2 separate regions of the Homo sapiens genome follow, and region 2 is linked to region 1. Evidence: chromatin loops called from intact Hi-C (ENCODE). Cell type or tissue: IMR-90. All regions are shown on one strand.

Region 1 (8,000 bases):
CCAGGCAGCATGCTGGGCAGTGGGGGTGCAGCTGCAAAGAAGATGTAAACCTGAACCTGAAAGAGCTCACGTTCTTTTTAAAATTTTTAAATTTTATTTCGTTTTATTTTTGAGACAGAGTCTTGCTCTGTTGCCCAGGCTAGAGTGCAGCAGCACAATCACAGCTTACTGTAGCCTTTACCTCCTAGGCTCTAGCAATCCTCCTGCCTCAACCTCCCTAGTGGCTGGGACCACAGGCACATACCACCATGTCAGGCTAATTTTTTATTTTATGTAGAGACAGGGTCTCCCTATGTTGCTCAGGCTGGTCTTGAACTCCTTGGCCTCAAGCAATCCTCTCACCTCAGCACCCCCAAAATGCTGAGATTACAGGCATGAGCCACCACACTCAGTCTATCTTTTTATTTTTAAATAAAAATAAATTTATTTTTTAATAAAATTAAAAATTTATATTTTATTGTATTGAGATTTAGTTAACTGTATTGAGATTTAATACAGTTAAATCTGTACTGAGATTTAATTAACTTATACACTTTAAAAGAGTGATTTATATATATATATATAAAGTGTATAATTCCATGGTTTTTAGTACATTCACAGAATTATGCAACCATCTCCACTATCATTCTCTACCTTGCATTAGAAATGATGAATACGTTCTTGCCCTGTTCTCTGTTCACCAGCTGCCTCTCTCAAACCCGGGGCTATGTTTTACACCTTTCTGCAGCATCAACAGCTCCAGTAGGTGCTCAGTAAACACCTGCTGAGCTGTACTCAGACCTTTTTAGGAAGCACAGCCTCAATTCAACAGTCCTTTAAATCCTTTTTAAAGCATAGTGAATAAGGGAAAAGATATTTGGCAAAGCCACTCAAGAAAAAAGACATGCTCAACAATCACTGGGATTTCTACATTGGATCTTGGCATCAGGGTGGTCTTTCTGACAGTTGTACCCCTAGACTGGGCTCCTTGGCTCCCTGAACTTTCTCTAAGTTTATTATTGAATGATTTAAGATAGTAACACATGAGAAAACATATAGGTCCAACAATAGGGGAATGATTAAATACGTATGGTTCACCCACAGGATAGAATAGTATACAGCCACCAAAAATCATCTTTACAAGGAGGATTTGAGGACATGGGGAAAAACCCATGATACAATGTTAACTGAAGGAAAAAAACATAAAAGAGCACATGGAGTATGATCTCAAGTACATAAAATAGTAAAAAATGACAACTGGAAGGGAATGATGCTAATTATTAGATGTTATTATTTTTGTGTAGATGGATTATGGGCAATTATTTTTCTTTATGCTTCTCTGTAATTTTCAGCTTTTCCACAATGAACATTAATCAAATTGAAAAAAAATATCTTTAACTCATTCCTTGGCTATTATTTTATTTTATTAGTGTGGCTAGAATAAGAAACAATCACATGGAGAACATTTCTGAAGACAGGAAGATCACTTGAGCCCAGGAGTTCAAGGCTGCAGTGAGCTATGATGTACCACTGCAGTCTGGCTTGAGCAAGAGAATGAGACCCCCAACTCTTTCAAAAAAAAAAAAAAAAGTCATTGTCTCTCAGATTTTTTAGATCAAACATTAAGTAATATGGTACATTTACCTTTTTACCTTGACTGCCAGGAAGCTCAGAGCTAAAATATAATACTCAATGCAATAAATTTTAGCCCAGGTTCTTGGTATAGTAACTTCTATGCTTCTACATAGTTTCTGATGCTTTCTTTTATCTGTATTTTCAGTTGTCTTGCTTGTTCAAATCCTCATTGGAATATATAAACGAGTATTTGCTGAAGCCATTTGGTGTTACACCAGAGAAGCAGAGGTTCTGATAGACAGGTATTCTGTTAGGCTGTTTCATTTTTACCAACACATGGCATTGAGTGAGGTTTTGAAAATCTACCACTATTCTACTTACAGAAGAGAGTCAATCTGGTTGTAGGAGGCTCCTTTATTGAGACAGATTGTCCCCAGGGACCAGATTAACCCATTCCTTGCTAAATCTCCATCTCTCTGCAGATCATATGGATAAAGGTCCATACTGGTGCCCATAGTCACTGGCCATTGAGGCCACTGATTGACAGCAAATGTCAGCAAATCCAGCCAAAATCTGTTCACCACATCCACCCTGTGTTAAAGTCTACAAACAATGTGACACAGCCTGCAAATAATTAGGCAGTGTCCACAAAGACAGCCAATCTGAATAAACTAGACCCTAAACACTCTAACACTAGCCACAAACATTCTTTAGATCGCTCTAGATTTTGCTGCAAATTACCTAGACTGATCCTTCCTTCACTCTGGCTCAGGGAGAAAGCACCTCTACTTTAAAGATAAGGCCACTTGTGAATTCACAGGAAATAAAAATGAAGGAAGGGAGCTGGGCACGGTGGCTCATGCCTGTAATCCCAGCACTTTGGGAGGCAGAGGTGGGCAGATCACCTGAGGTCGGGAGTTCAAGACCAGCCCGACCAACATGGAGAAACCCCATCTCTACTAAAAATACAAAATTAGCTGGGCATGGTGGCACATGCCTGTAATCCCAGCTACACGGGAGGCTGAGGCAGGAGAATCACTTGACCCTGGGAGGTGGAGGTTGCGGTGAGCCAAGATCACGCCAATGCACTCCAGCCTGGGCAACAAGAGCAAAACTCTATCTCAAAAAAACAAAAACAAAACAAAACAAAAAAAACAAAAAAAAAAAAAAAAAGAAGGAGGAGGAGGAGGGGAGGCAGCAGGACACATTTATTTAGTGCTTACAGCATGCCAGAGCACTGGCCGCTGAGCCTGCCAGCTCAGGGCATCTTCTACCCTGGCCTGTTATCTTCCTTAAGCTGTGTGTCACCTGCAGAGTACACATAATATTCCCACCTAGGCTTAGAGAGATTAAATACCCAGCTCAAGGTCATCCAGGGTGGAAAGTAACCAGTTTCTCACTAAAACCCAGGCCCCACCTACCCCAAAGCCCTGGCTCTGGGCCCCTTCAAAAGGCTAGAGACACTTCTCTGTTTGCACGAAGCTAAAATTATCTTCTGTCTTCCTTCCCACTGTTTTCTAAATATTCCCACGAATTGAAGAGTCTTCTGACTGTCTCATCCTCTTGACTTTGGGTCCTTTCACTCAGAAAGTCATCAAGACACACTCGAAAAATAAAATGTAAAGGCTTCAACCCACACCCTGAAACGAAGCACCCATCTCTTTGCTGCCACAAACAGGCCAGTATGAAATCTCTTTCAGGGAAGCTTTCTAAAGGGAAGAAACTGATGATGAAAACATTATGCAGCTGACAATACTTGGTGATGATGCAAGCAGGGCTGCCCTATCTAAAAATGTGTTTGTCCCCAAAAGACCGGCTTTGCAGTGACCCCTCCAGAAGAATATGTGCAGTAGCAACAGAGAAACTGTCAAGAAGATATGCCTCCGTGTAACTGCATTGCTGTCTCCATTTATGTGTGCCAGACAAGTACCCCCACAGAACTTGAGATGCTCAGGCAAAGACGAGGGCGATAGGAATGTCATTCGGAAATGATTTCACACCGGGTTAGCCCTGCACAGCCAGCCAGCTTGCATCCTCTGGGGCAGAGGACGCCTCTCCGCCTGCAGCAGCCTGCGCGTACCGCTGCCAACTGCCACCGGTTCCTTCACCTTTTATTTACAGCGCAGAGCAAGCTGGTTCACCGGTGAAGCGGGGGAGGCAGGGAATAAGATACAATCTAGATTCTGCTCTTTCTCTGGGGACATAAAGAGGGTCCGACCAAGGAGGAGGGGAAGCCCAGATTGCACCACCAGAGCAGTAGCGCGACCCTCCTCCCAAAAGGGTTCTGCACCTGGACTCCAGCAGAAGCGCCCGGAGAGTCCCAGGAAGCCAGGATCAAGCCCAGCGCCTCGGCCCCGTTCCGCGCGATGGAAGAGGCGCCAACCGAGCGTACTGCACAGGAAATCACTGCCCCCTTCAGGCCGCGTCTCAGACGCTGCGGTCGGAGCACAGGGGCTCGCTCGGTCCGGAAAAACTCGCAAACCCGACCTTGCGCGGCCAGCGATCGCTCCTCCAGACCCGCTCCGCGCGCTCCAGCCCCGGCCTGGCGGTGAAGGTCCGCTCTGGGGCTTCAGGCAGAACCCAAACCGAGGGCGTGGGGAGGGGTCTTGGGATGGAAAGCCCTTGGCTCTCTGGCTCCGCTCCGGACTGCTCTCCAAGTCTGTGCTCCGGCTGCTAGGTCGGATGCTTCAAGCCTGAGCCGTGAGAAACTGCCTGCAGCCGCCCGGCCAACAGCAGCGGCGCGGCCGGACACCACTGCACGTCCGGGACGAGAACTGCCAGGGCACTTTCTGAGCAACTAACCCGAGGCAGGGGTCTCCTGAAATCGCTCTGGCCACAGGCAGCGCCGGGCACGTCCAGGCAGAAGCGCTGCAGAGCCGGTGGCCCCACACTTGCCCGCGCGGAGCGGGCTCAGAGCTGCTGGCGCGCACCAGGCGCCCAGCCACGCTGCACGCTCAAGCCCCTTGGGTTCCGGAGCCTTCCGGACCTCAAAGCGCGGCTCGGCTTCCCTGGGGGCCTGTGAGCAGGCCCGCGGCCCCTCCGGCCCTGGGTGGCCCAGTTTGCAGTCAATGCGCCTGTTCCTCCCACTCGGTACCTCGCAGCCCCATGAGCGGGACCTGGACAGGGACAATCAATGTAGGCCTTTGGGGGTCCAGCCCCCACCTTCTCCACTCCTTTTTCTCTGGTCAAAAGAGACCCCAGTCTTCTATCCCACCCCCACCCCTCCCCACACACACATACACACATAAGACCAGAGGAGGGGGTGCTTGGCAAATGTTACCAGCTGTGCCAGCCAAGCCCAGCAGGACCGCGGGGGTGAACACTGGGCACCAGCCCTCTCTGCCCTCGGCAGGCGCGGGCCGGTCAATCGGGGATCTGACCAAAGGCCGGAGGTTGCCTGTGTCCAAACCACCCACCCCAATGCCCCCCGAAGCCCCGACGGCAGGGGCAGCCGGACACTCACCTCCGTGTCATAGAGCCGCAGGTCGAGGAAGTAGGGGCGCAGGAGTGACTCGTTGCGGATCTGCTCGATGGCCAGTTCCACGGCGGGGAGCACACCGCGCCCGATGCTGCCCTTGGCCACCTCCTTGGTGAGCGGCATGAGGCCCATGATGGAGAGCGGCGGGCTGCTGGGCGGCGGCCGGGGGGCGCCCCGCGCCCAGCCCCAGGCCCCGGGCGCCAGAGGCAGCAGCAGCGGCAGCAGCAGTAGCAGTAGCAGGCGCGCGGGCGGCGGTGGCGGCGGCGGCGGCGGCCCGGGCTGCCCGGAGCTCCGCGGGGAAGCCATGCCGCGCCGCGGGCTGCGGGCGCCGGCTCACTCGGCCCGCATGGCCTGGCCCGGCCCGCCGCCCCGCGCCAAGGTCTTCCCGCGGCGCCCGCGCAATGGCGCCGGCCCGGGCCCCGGCTCCGTCTCGGGCTAGGGTTCCGGCTCGGCTCAGAACGGCCGCGGCGGCGGCGGCGGCAGCGGCGGCGCCCGTGACGGATCAATCACGCCGGGAAGGGGTGGGAGCGAGCGGAGTGCGGGAGGCGGGGAGCAAGCGAGCAAACGCGGAGAGGGGGGCCGGCGTCTCCGCGCGCGCCTCTCTCCAGCGCGGCCGCCCCGCACCGGGCCGCCTCCGCCCGCCCCCGTGCGCGCTCTGAACCGCTCTCCCGCCGGGAGCTGCTAGGCGGCAGCCCCTGGAGCTCGGCCGGGGGAGGGCGGACGGCAGGAAACGCGGGAGGCGAAGGCGAGGCTGCTCAGGGGCGGCTCGGGCCGCCTCCAGGGACGGGGACGAGCCGTGCGCGCCGGGGGAGGGGGAGGCGCTGGCGCTGCGGCGGCCGCGGGGAGGGCCACCTTCCCAGCACACGCACACACGCGCCCCCGGCCCTCCGCTGCGCCAGCTGCCGCTGCCCGCCGACCGCTGACCTCCAGGCACCAGAGCGCCCGGGGACAGCGATCTGGGAACCGGGACCGCGCGCTGGCACACGCAGTGGCCGCCGCCGCTCCGCCGAGCGCTGCCTGTAGCACCTGCACGGTGGTTTGGAACCGCTTCTCGGAGGTCTGGCCGGGAAGGTCTGGGCAGGAGAATGTTCCACGAAGGCGTCCCAGAGGCATCTGCAGCCTACGCTCTCCCGTTCTTTTCTGGCGCCCACGAGCCCCTGACCGAGTCCCGGGGGTCGCTGAAGACGCCCACGGGTGCTCGAACGCCCGTTGGTGCCAGGCTGCCCGGCCTTTAGGGCCTTGGCTGAGGACACCCCTTTCCTCCCCACCAGACGGAGCGACCGCCCTTTGCCAACCCCAAGCAAAGCTGGGGTCCCAACCTTACGTGCGCTACCGCCCCCTCCAGGCATTTGACCTCCCCGCGTCCCCATTCTTGATGGGCCCCGCCCTAGAAGTCTCCCGGGGTGGGAGCACTATCCTCAGGCCAGGGCGGGGCCGCGCGCCCCTGGACTTGGCCCTCTCTCTGCCAGGTCGCACTGGCCAATCTTAGCCAAAGCAGTCCCGAGCCAGATGTACCCGAGTGAGCTGACCTAAGACCTTGGGTTCCTTGTGCCTCTGCATACTTCAAGAATAGGAAACGTGATCATTAATCTATAAAGTCCCAGGGGCTGATTAATGCGAGGAACACAGTAGGACATCAAATCACAAAACATACTTGAGCCTGAACCAGGGACTGTGGAAGATATCGACGACCTTGTAACAAGAATGGAAGTTTGACCTTCGCTGAGTACTTACTGTGTGCCTTATGATGTAATCCCCACAACTGCCCTGTAAGCATACTGTGTTACTCACCCTTACTTTACAGGCGAATACACTGGTGCTCAGAGAGGTTCTGTAGCTAGTGGAAGCACACAGAGCTACTGAAGGACCGGAACCCAGAGCCAGCAGGAACTCCGTGCACAGTGCAGTGGGAGCCAGGGATGTGGGACTGCAAGTTTCCTCTCCAGGAGGAGCACTGCCCTGACTCAGTTGCTCTGGACATCGATTCCCTCCGGCATATGGTGAGGGATTTGGACCGGATGATGATGATGATGGCCACACACCAGCTCTACTGGAGTGAGGCAAGGGCAGCTCTGAATCCAGGCTGAGTTGTTAGGAAGCACAAAGATGTGAGTGGAGGCTGAGCAGAACTACTAGAGAGTACCTTGGACAGCGCCAGGGAAACCAGGCCAAATTCTCTCTGCCCTAACTTCTCTTTCCAGGCTTCTATAGACTCCACCTCTCCCGGCTCCACTTGGCATTTCCTTTTCCCCAAGCTGGAGGGTTTGCATGAACAGAACTCACCTGAGCATCTCCTCCAGGAAGGGAGGAAGGAAGGGAGGGAGGGAAAGAAATGGTCCAAAGGACAGTGTAATCCCCAGATACTCGCTCAACTGCTGTCTCACTTGACATCACAAATATCCTCCAGTCATAGTCTTCTGGCACCTGCCATTCCTCAAACCCTTAGCTCAGGTTTCTGAATGAACATTTTCACTTGGTTTTTTTCTTTTTTCTAATTCTTTCCTTTAGTCATTTGTGTCCTCCTTGCAAGCTGTGCCAATATAGAGTGTCCACTGACACCTACATCTGGGAATAAGTTGAAAGCTGGGTAACTTTGCCTGACATTTACTAAGGGGTTGAAGGCCCTACCTGGCATCCTGCCCTACAGCCCCTCTGTCTTCTTTTATGGTGGGGTGACCTGGCCCCAAGACGCATGACCTGGGATCTGCCCTGACCCAGGGGGCACCAATCTCACTCTCCATCAGCATGGCTCCAGGCCAATCTCTGATCTCACAGCCCACTCCTAATGCCTGGGCATCCCTCTGGTTCCAAGATCTTACTCTGGCCTGGTATTACAGTTTGGGTAACTGCATCCCTGATGTGCTTCCTGAGTCTGAGTTCCTGCCTCAGTCACCAGCCTAGAATGCATGTTCCTCCAGAGCTGGGGTCCAGCGTCTTGCTTTATAATAATCATTCATTCCTTTGACCA
Region 2 (8,000 bases), 320 kb before region 1:
CATGATCTCATTTAATCCTCACAACCCTATTATTATCATCCCCATTTTACAGAAGAGGAAACTAAGGTTCAGAGATGTTAAATAGGGTAAACAAAAGCCACTGAATTGTACACATTAAAAGGGCAAAATTTATGGTATGTGGATTATATCTTAATTTAAAAAAATCTGAGACAAAAATTTTGGTAATATTGGCTGGGATAGGTGGTTACCAGATCCCTAAGAACTTAGTTGACTTTTTTTTTTTTTCTGGTATAAGCCAGCTAATAAAAAATCAGAATAGTCTTGCTTTCTAATGAAACATCTCAATCATCTTTGTGGTCCAACAGAGCTAGTTTTAAACTTCTTCCCTGCTGCCTAGCAGTGTGTGACAGGGCTTCCGTTTTCTGCTCCGTCAGGTGGGGACAGTGAACTTGGCCTTGTCAGGTGGTTGTGAACGAAAGGCTGCCCCTGGCTGAAAGCTGGCCTTGGTGACTCGCAGAGGCTGAGGGCACAGGCTCGGGAGTTAACAGGAAGCTGTTACTACCCCACGCCCAGGAATGCTTCTGAGAGCCCAGGAAGCTGCGTGAGGCCCACGCTGGGATCTAAGGTCCGCCTGGAGCCTCCTCATCCTGTCTGCAAAGCCCCTTCTTACTCCTCCCCCGCTCGAGCTGGGGTTTCTGCCTCAGATCCACAAGGAAGGCAAGTGCTTTTTCTCATCCCCACCTGCTGGACTCCTTGTCTGGGCAGACAGGGGCTGGGATCCCAGAGCCGGGTCAGCTCAGCTGCCGGGGTCCATCCCTTCCCCCTGGCACTGGGGCCCTGGCCACGCCCAGCACTGTCCTTGCAGACAGCTCCACGTCCACAGGGGCCACGTTGCTATGGTGACTCCACTACCCGCACAGTGTCCAGGGAGACAGCACGGGGTATAGCTGGAGCTGTTCTCAAGACTTGGAGAAACCGGCACTGACAGTCTGGGAAGATTCTGGAAAGGGTCAGAGGGAGTGGGGGATGGGAACTAAGAGAAACTGCATCCCTAGGAGTAGCACTGTGTGTGGGTGAATCTGTGTGCACGCACTCACACACGCACCCACCCTCGTCCGAGCAGAGGTGTAGCCCCTAGAGAGGCCTAATCTTGTGACTGTCATAGGTTTCTGCCTGAGGGGGTATTCATGGTTTCTCACTGTGTTAAGCTGCTATTTTGAAAACTAAAAGGGAGAAAAAAGCGGCATGTATATGGCAGCAGAGCAGACAGAACTGTGACTTCGGCTGCGCCATGTCTGAACCTGGTCTCATGGTCTACCTTGTCCCCTGTCCTTTAAGATTTACAGAACCCAGTGTGGGACACCAGGAAATTACACTGTGACGAGGATGCAAGGTGACAAGCTGTGATGCCTATCCCTCCTCCTACATCCCTCCATGCAGCACTCTCCCTGAGTTCCAGGCGGCTTGTCTGAATCGTCTTGTTTAACCCACACTGCAATCCTGCAGAGGGAAAACTGTTATGCTCATTTTACAGATGAGAAAACTGAGGTTAAGTCACTTGCTGCAGTCAGGAGCTAGTAAGTGGAGGAGGTGGCAGTCGAATGCAGGCTGTTGTTGGAAGATCCGTGATCACTACACCATAGGGGCCTGCTTCTCCTTGCAGCTCCCCACTCGGTGGGAGTTTGCTGGGAGCAGCCTTCTAGGTCCGAAGGACAGAATCCATGGCACCAAGTGAAATTAAGGAGCTGCCCACCCTGGAATAGCAGGTGGAATACAACCCAAATTGTACCCATCAGGCACTGGTACTTAGGCCCTAAATTCAAGAGCTTTCACTTCCTCTTCCTGGGCAATATTGAGAATTAGTAAATAAATGGCCCCAGCCCTAACCCATGTACACCTCTGTGCTGACCCGATTCAGTCCGGGGTAGATAATCTATGCCTTTTCCCCACAGTCATGCATGTGGACTCCCCTTTGTAGAGCTTCTAAAACAGCCTTGACTGCAAATAAATTAATTCTCAGGGGCAGCAAGAACTGGGCCCTAATATCTTTTCGGGCCCTCATTTTCAGAGCCGATGCTGATTTGTAAAGCGCTTTATGATTTATTCATATCAGCCTTCCCCGGCTTCCCAGGACAACCTTCCCCTCACACAAATGAGCGTGACTCCCAGAATAGAACATCAGGCTTCATTAAAAAGAAAAGCCCTGGGTGTGGGGGATGTCCCTGTTTTTGCTCCCTAGCCTGCGTCACCCTGTGGTTGTTGAATTCAGGTCAAACTTGAGAAAGCACCTGTGCTTTCATAGCCTTTGGCTTGTGAACAAGGCGAGATGTCAGGAACTTCTTTCTGGGAAGGAGAGAGTTTCTAAAGGCTGGGCAGCCCTTCATGTCTGCTGCAGGAATCTCTGCAGTGAAGATTGAATGCCTCAGGACACCTGAGGCATTCCCAGGTGTCCAACAGCAAGTGATGAGGAGATGGGCAGAGTGGCCCCCGGGAAGGACTGGGGCCATGGCAGAATGAGGGTAGGGTTTTGCTCCACCGGTTCTCAACCTGGGGAACAAGGCAAGCCCCTTGCCTCTCAGGGATGCCACTGAGAAACTGGAGTTGCCAAACTTGCCCCCAGTATCTTTTTTTTTGAGACCGAGTCTCGCTCTGTCGCCCAGGCAGGAGTGCAGTGGCACGATCTCGGCTCACTGCAAGCTCCGCCTCCCAGGTTCACGCCATTCTCCTGCCTCAGCCTCCTGAGTAGCTGGGACTACAGGCGCCCGCCACCTCGCCCAGCTAATTTTTTGTATTTTTAAGTAGAGATGGGGTTTGCCATGTTGGCCAGGTTGGTCTTGAACTCCTGGCTCCAGGTGATCTACCCGCCTCGGCCTCCCAAAGTGCTGGGATTATAAGCATGAGCCACTGCACCCGGCCCCAGTACCATTTCCATTACTGTAATCATCACTGTGTCCTAAAACTTGGGGAGGAAGCCTAAGCACAGATGGAAGAGAGAAATCCTCACTTTCCTCGTTTAACTTCATCAGGGTCCCTCAGGAGCAACCTTTTATTCAGGCCTCACCACTGCCCAGGAAAGCTGACCATAAATAAATTGTATGCCCATGAAATTGTTAGGCATCTCAGGGCACAAAAGTCATGCTGATGTAGGAATATCAGAGACTCAGTGGCCTTCACACTTCCACTAAAACTAGCGAGACTTCCATGCGCTTTGGTTATCATTCTCATGCCAGAAGGCCACCCTTGTTTTTTTCTTTTTTTTGAGATGGAGTTTCACTCCTGTGGCCCAGGCTGGGGTGCCATGGCGTGATCTCGGCTCACTGTAACCCCTGCCTCCCAGGTTCAAGCGATTCTCCTGCCCTCAGCCTCCTGAGTAGCTGGGATTACAGGCATGCGCCTCCATGCCCGGCTAATTTTGTATTTTTAGTAGAGATGGGGTTTCTCCATGTTGGTCAGGCTGGTCTTGAACTCCTGACCTCGGGTGATCTGCCTGCCTCAGCCTCTCAAAGTGCTGGGATTATAGGTGTGAGCCACTGCACCTTGCCCCAGGAGGCCATACTCTTTAGAGAACAACCCCACTGAACCACACCCACAAGGACTTTTGAGAAGCTCAGCTTCTTTGGAAGCTGACTGCAGGCACAGTGAAGCCAGGGACTTGCATCTTTTGTATTCACCTTCTTCACTCCCAGACGGGCAGAATAATGGGAATTAGTCTCATGCCAGAAGGCCATACTCTTTTGATCTTTTGGTGGGAATGAGCCAGTGCCAGGCTTGGAGTGAAAAACTCTTGAGTGGGAAGAGTGAACCAAGTGACCCTGGAGCACTGGGGTTTGACAGTCATGCAGGTCCCTCCAGGAGAGGAGAGGGGCCTGAACACACCAGTGACCTCACTACCCCCTCAGTTACTGGGGACTCGACCACACACTTCTCAAGGCACTGCCCAATTGAGGATAAAGTAAATGTATCTGTAGACCTCTCTCTGGCTAGACAGCTCACAGTGAAGTTACTGGTAACAGGAACAATTTCTCGATGATGTGTAACAGTCAGTCCAGTTTAATCATTCGCAGAAATCCTGGGAGCAAAATCCCCTAGACTGTAAGATCTTGGGGGGCTTCCCTTCTTTCCATGTGCTGTCCCAGAGCAGAGGGACTGGCCTGGACTCAGTCCTCAAAATCTGGGGTGTGAGTGGGGACTTGCAGCACATTTAAAGGGTGCTTCGTTTAAGCATCCCTCACTGCTAGCCTTCAGCCCTCATCATCCAGCAGTGGGCAACACTGAGGCTTGTGAGCAACAAATGCAGTCTAAAAAAGGCTGCTTTGCAAAAAAGGGCCCACAGTGCTCTCAACGTCTTGAAAGAAAACAGCACCAACAAAGGAGTGGCTTTTGGATGAATCCACTCAGCACCGATCTTTTGACCATCCCCTCTAGCTCTGGTCTTCCAGGCAGGGGACTGGATGAATTACTGCATGTGGGACTCTAAAGAGACCCAGCTGGCTAACCCCATTTGGACAGATCATAGTCAATGTCCAGAAATACATCCCAACTGATTACTTTATTCTTAAAAAGTAAGTTCATGATATTTTCAACTGAGAGTTAGTTCCATAAAACTATTAAGTGATTGCTAATACATAACCCCCTTTAAAAAAATAACTAGGGAGGCCGAGGCAGGCAGATCACCTGAGGTCGGGAGTTCGAGACCATCCTGACCAACATGGAGAAACCCCGTCTCTACTAAAAATATAAAATTAGCTGGGCATGGTGGTGCATGCCTGTAGTCCCAGCTACTCAGGAGGCTGAGGCAGGAGAATCACTTGAACCCAGGAGGCGGAGGTTGCAGTGAGCTGAGATCATACCATTGCACTCCAGCCTGGGCAACAAGAGTGAAACTCTGTCTCCAAAAAAACCCAAAAAACAAAAAAAAATAAAAGGCATTTCTTTAGGCATTAAACTTTTTAACATGTTAATTAACTTTAAAAATAATCTTTCTAATGTATAGTAAATTAGTTACACTGCTTTGGACTTCATTAAATATATATATATCTCAATAGGGATGATACAGCCCCCTTGGGGGCAACTGTTGGTTCTTGAATGTGAAGAAACATTACTCTTTTTTACGTATAAACCATAGATATATATATAAAGTACACAAACAGATATACATTACATTTCTGGTATTAAACTTTCATAAGAGGAATCATTAGGAAAAAATGTCTAAAAATGCTCCTTAGGGGAACAATAAGGAAAAAACCGTTGAAGAAAACACCACTTAAATAGAAAATAACAATTATAGCTTTTACCATATAACTCAGTCAGACATACAAAGATCTATCGTCATATTCTTTGATGGTTTTTGAGGTAGATGGGAGGATCTGTTCCTTCTTAAACGATCCTGACCCTGACTCTGACCCTTGGCGCTGATGCTTTTCTGGAAGATAATATTTTTCCCCTCCTTTTCTATGTTACTCTGTCAATTCTCAGTGGGCTCTCTTCTAACAGTGGCCTGGTAAGTCCAGTATCTTTATTTCCGAGACAGGGTCTTTCTCTGTTTCCCAGGCTGGGGCACAGTGACGCGATCACAACTCACTGCAACCTTGATCTTTGGGCTCAAGCAATCCTCCCTCCTCAGCCTCCTGAGAAGATGGGACTACAGGTGTACACCAGCATGCCTGGCTAATTTTTTTTTGTATTTTTTGTAGAGACAGGGTTTCACCATGTTGCCCGGGCTGGAAGTCCATTATCTTAACTTTGTAGGTGGTATTTATACCCAGTGATGGCCTGACAGTAACACCGTTCTTCCCTGTTGAGTTGAAAACTACTAAATGGGTTGTTCCCTGCCTGTTCATGTATTTTCATGTATTTCTGGGTTTGCATCTGTGTTTTCGATGACTGAGGTCACCAAGGAAACTTTCTATCATATACCACTGGCTTATGCAGAATGACTTACGGTGCAAAGTGTTTCAAAGGTCTTTTCAGAGACAAAGGATCCATCAAGGCCAAAGAGAAATATGGAAGCATAGGAGAGCATCCCTCCAAGGATGATAAGGTTGTTCATGTATGGACTCGACATCTTTATGAGCCTGACAAGAGAAAGAGACAATAGATTTAACAGAATGGTTAATTTAGTTATTCCTTCAACAGGTATTTTCTAAACGCCTGCTAGATATATATTGTTGCTCAGGCTAGAGGGGAGAGAGAGAAACAGAAATACGCCATGGGGCCTCAGGGGACACATCAGCAGGAAGTCCCACATTTCTAGTCAGATTTTCCCCAACACCCAGGTGCTCACTCTGGAACCTTCCCCTTACAGAGAAATAATGAAAAGCTCTGGTTTCCTCTACCCTCCTCCCCACCTACTGTTTGTCCTTCACTAAAAGACCTCAGACAACTATATATTTCTAATTGTTGATTTCCCTGCCTCCTTTGTCAAGTTCACCTATTACTTCCCAAGGGACAGCTTGTCACATCAGCTTCTTCATCCATTAATTTTCAGTTTAAACAAAAGCATTAAGTCAACAGGTTTTTTTTTTTTTTTTTGGCTGGAACTAAGAACTCATGTCAAATCTAGAGAATGTGACATGTAACTTCAGCCACGTTCCCCACAGTGAGGAGAAAGTCCCATACCACACTCCCCAGCCTTGAGTAGACCATGTCAAGGAGGCCTAACTGTGAGTCTCAGGGTTGCTTAGGAAAGCTCACACTGTTCCGTGCACAAAGACAGCCACACATGTGGGCAGGAATACCTCTCCCAGTCACCGGGTGACAGAGGGAGACACCAGAGTCCGCAACCCACCCACTACCCCTGTCTTCACTAGGCTGCAGTGGGGAGCAGGGAGCATTCTTTATACTTCCAGACGCTGCATCCTTCTCTGTCATTTCCTCCCGGAACCCTGTGGTGGCCTCCAGCTGCCCAGCAAGCCAGGGTCATCAGTGGGCTTGTAGGTGCCTGGCCCCCCCAGCACAATCAGCTCAGAAGGGCTTCAGGTTTTAGGCGCCCTGTGGTTGAGGGGCTCTTTTGCAGACTGTAATTACAGCCAATTGTTCCCCAACATTTTCCTTTGCATTCTCCAGTTCTGTTAACCCTTCACATTTTAAACATGCAATACGTCAAAGGGAGAGGGAAATAAGAAGCCTGCTGCTCTTCCTCTGTGAACTGCACCCCGGCTTTCAAGTTGGGAGCAGGGGGTCCAGGGCTTAGACTCGGCCACTCCATAAAAGTGACACCTTGACAAATCACTTAGCCTGGCTGAATTTCCTCACCTGTATAACTGATCCTGTTGCCTTGGACACACATGAAGCTGAGATGACGCTGGGTCCTTGGAGGTCCTTTTGTAAACCGTGAACTACTTAGGTGCCTCAATTCTTATTACTACAGCAGTCAGGGGAGGGGAGAGCCTGGGGGTTGGGGCAGGCTTCCCAGAGGAGGTGGGCCTTATAGGATGGATTTAGGAAGACAGAAGTAGGGGGAGGGATTGGGAACCATAGCAATATTTTTTTTCTATCTTTCTGCAGATTTTTAAATAGCCAAGCCAGTTAAAAAACAAGACAAAACAAAACAAAAAACTTCACCTGGATGCCAGCCTCTTGAAAAGAGTAATGGTAACTTTCCCCCAGGAGGCCAAGAGGGGGTAGTTAAGGAATTCAATGAGTTTAGTCTTATGATGGGGCAACTTGCTGTCCTGATGGGACTTCTCGAGGCATCTGGGCTGTCAATCTAACTTTGAGAGCTGATTATGTGCCCAGGCCTGTGCCAAGTGCTAAGAGGTATGTTGAGCATTTAAGGTTTGTATGGAGTGGACAAAAGTTGCCTCACTTTTTTTTGTGGCAGTATATGTGCTATTTGTTGTAAGTAAAATAAAATAACAGGAGAAGAAAACTCTTTTCTGTTTTTCAGGAAATAGGTTTGACCTAAGCAACTGCTATCAAAAAAAGCCAAACAAACAACAAAATAACCCCGGACACAGTGGCTCATGCCTCTAATTCCAGCAACTTGGGAGGCTGAGGCAGGAGGATCGCTTGAGTCCAGGAGTTTGAGAAAAGCCTAG

The links. Hi-C counts contacts between places; a loop is a spot of excess contacts. Peaks named below come from ENCODE experiments on the same cell type or tissue, not always from the same donor. Only the 100,000 strongest peaks of a DNase experiment are listed, where the experiment ranks them.
Region 2: a loop joins it to region 1, with 3 times the contacts of the local background. A loop is called at or near these places in 2 of 110 quality-filtered maps.

The regions. Positions count from the first base shown.
Region 1 is chr9:98,703,400-98,711,399 of GRCh38, forward strand. It overlaps GABBR2 (gamma-aminobutyric acid type B receptor subunit 2), which reads right to left and starts at 5,536. Exons shown (of 19, transcript NM_005458.8): 1 at 5,018-5,536. The coding sequence starts at 5,338. RefSeq lists enhancers at 3,162-3,733, 4,305-4,875, 6,628-6,922. In IMR-90, a CTCF peak has its summit at 3,970 (motif pointing left); DNase peaks (open chromatin) are centred at 3,972 and 7,162; H3K4me3 peaks cover 3,176 bases; H3K27ac peaks cover 1,688 bases; H3K27me3 peaks cover 703 bases.
Region 2 is chr9:98,379,738-98,387,737 of GRCh38, forward strand. GABBR2 (gamma-aminobutyric acid type B receptor subunit 2) reads right to left here. Exons shown (of 19, transcript NM_005458.8): 11 at 5,903-6,035. Among named protein-coding and RNA genes, the nearest start is that of TBC1D2, 130 kb to the left of the region's middle. In IMR-90, a CTCF peak has its summit at 4,217; a DNase peak (open chromatin) is centred at 554; H3K27ac peaks cover 627 bases.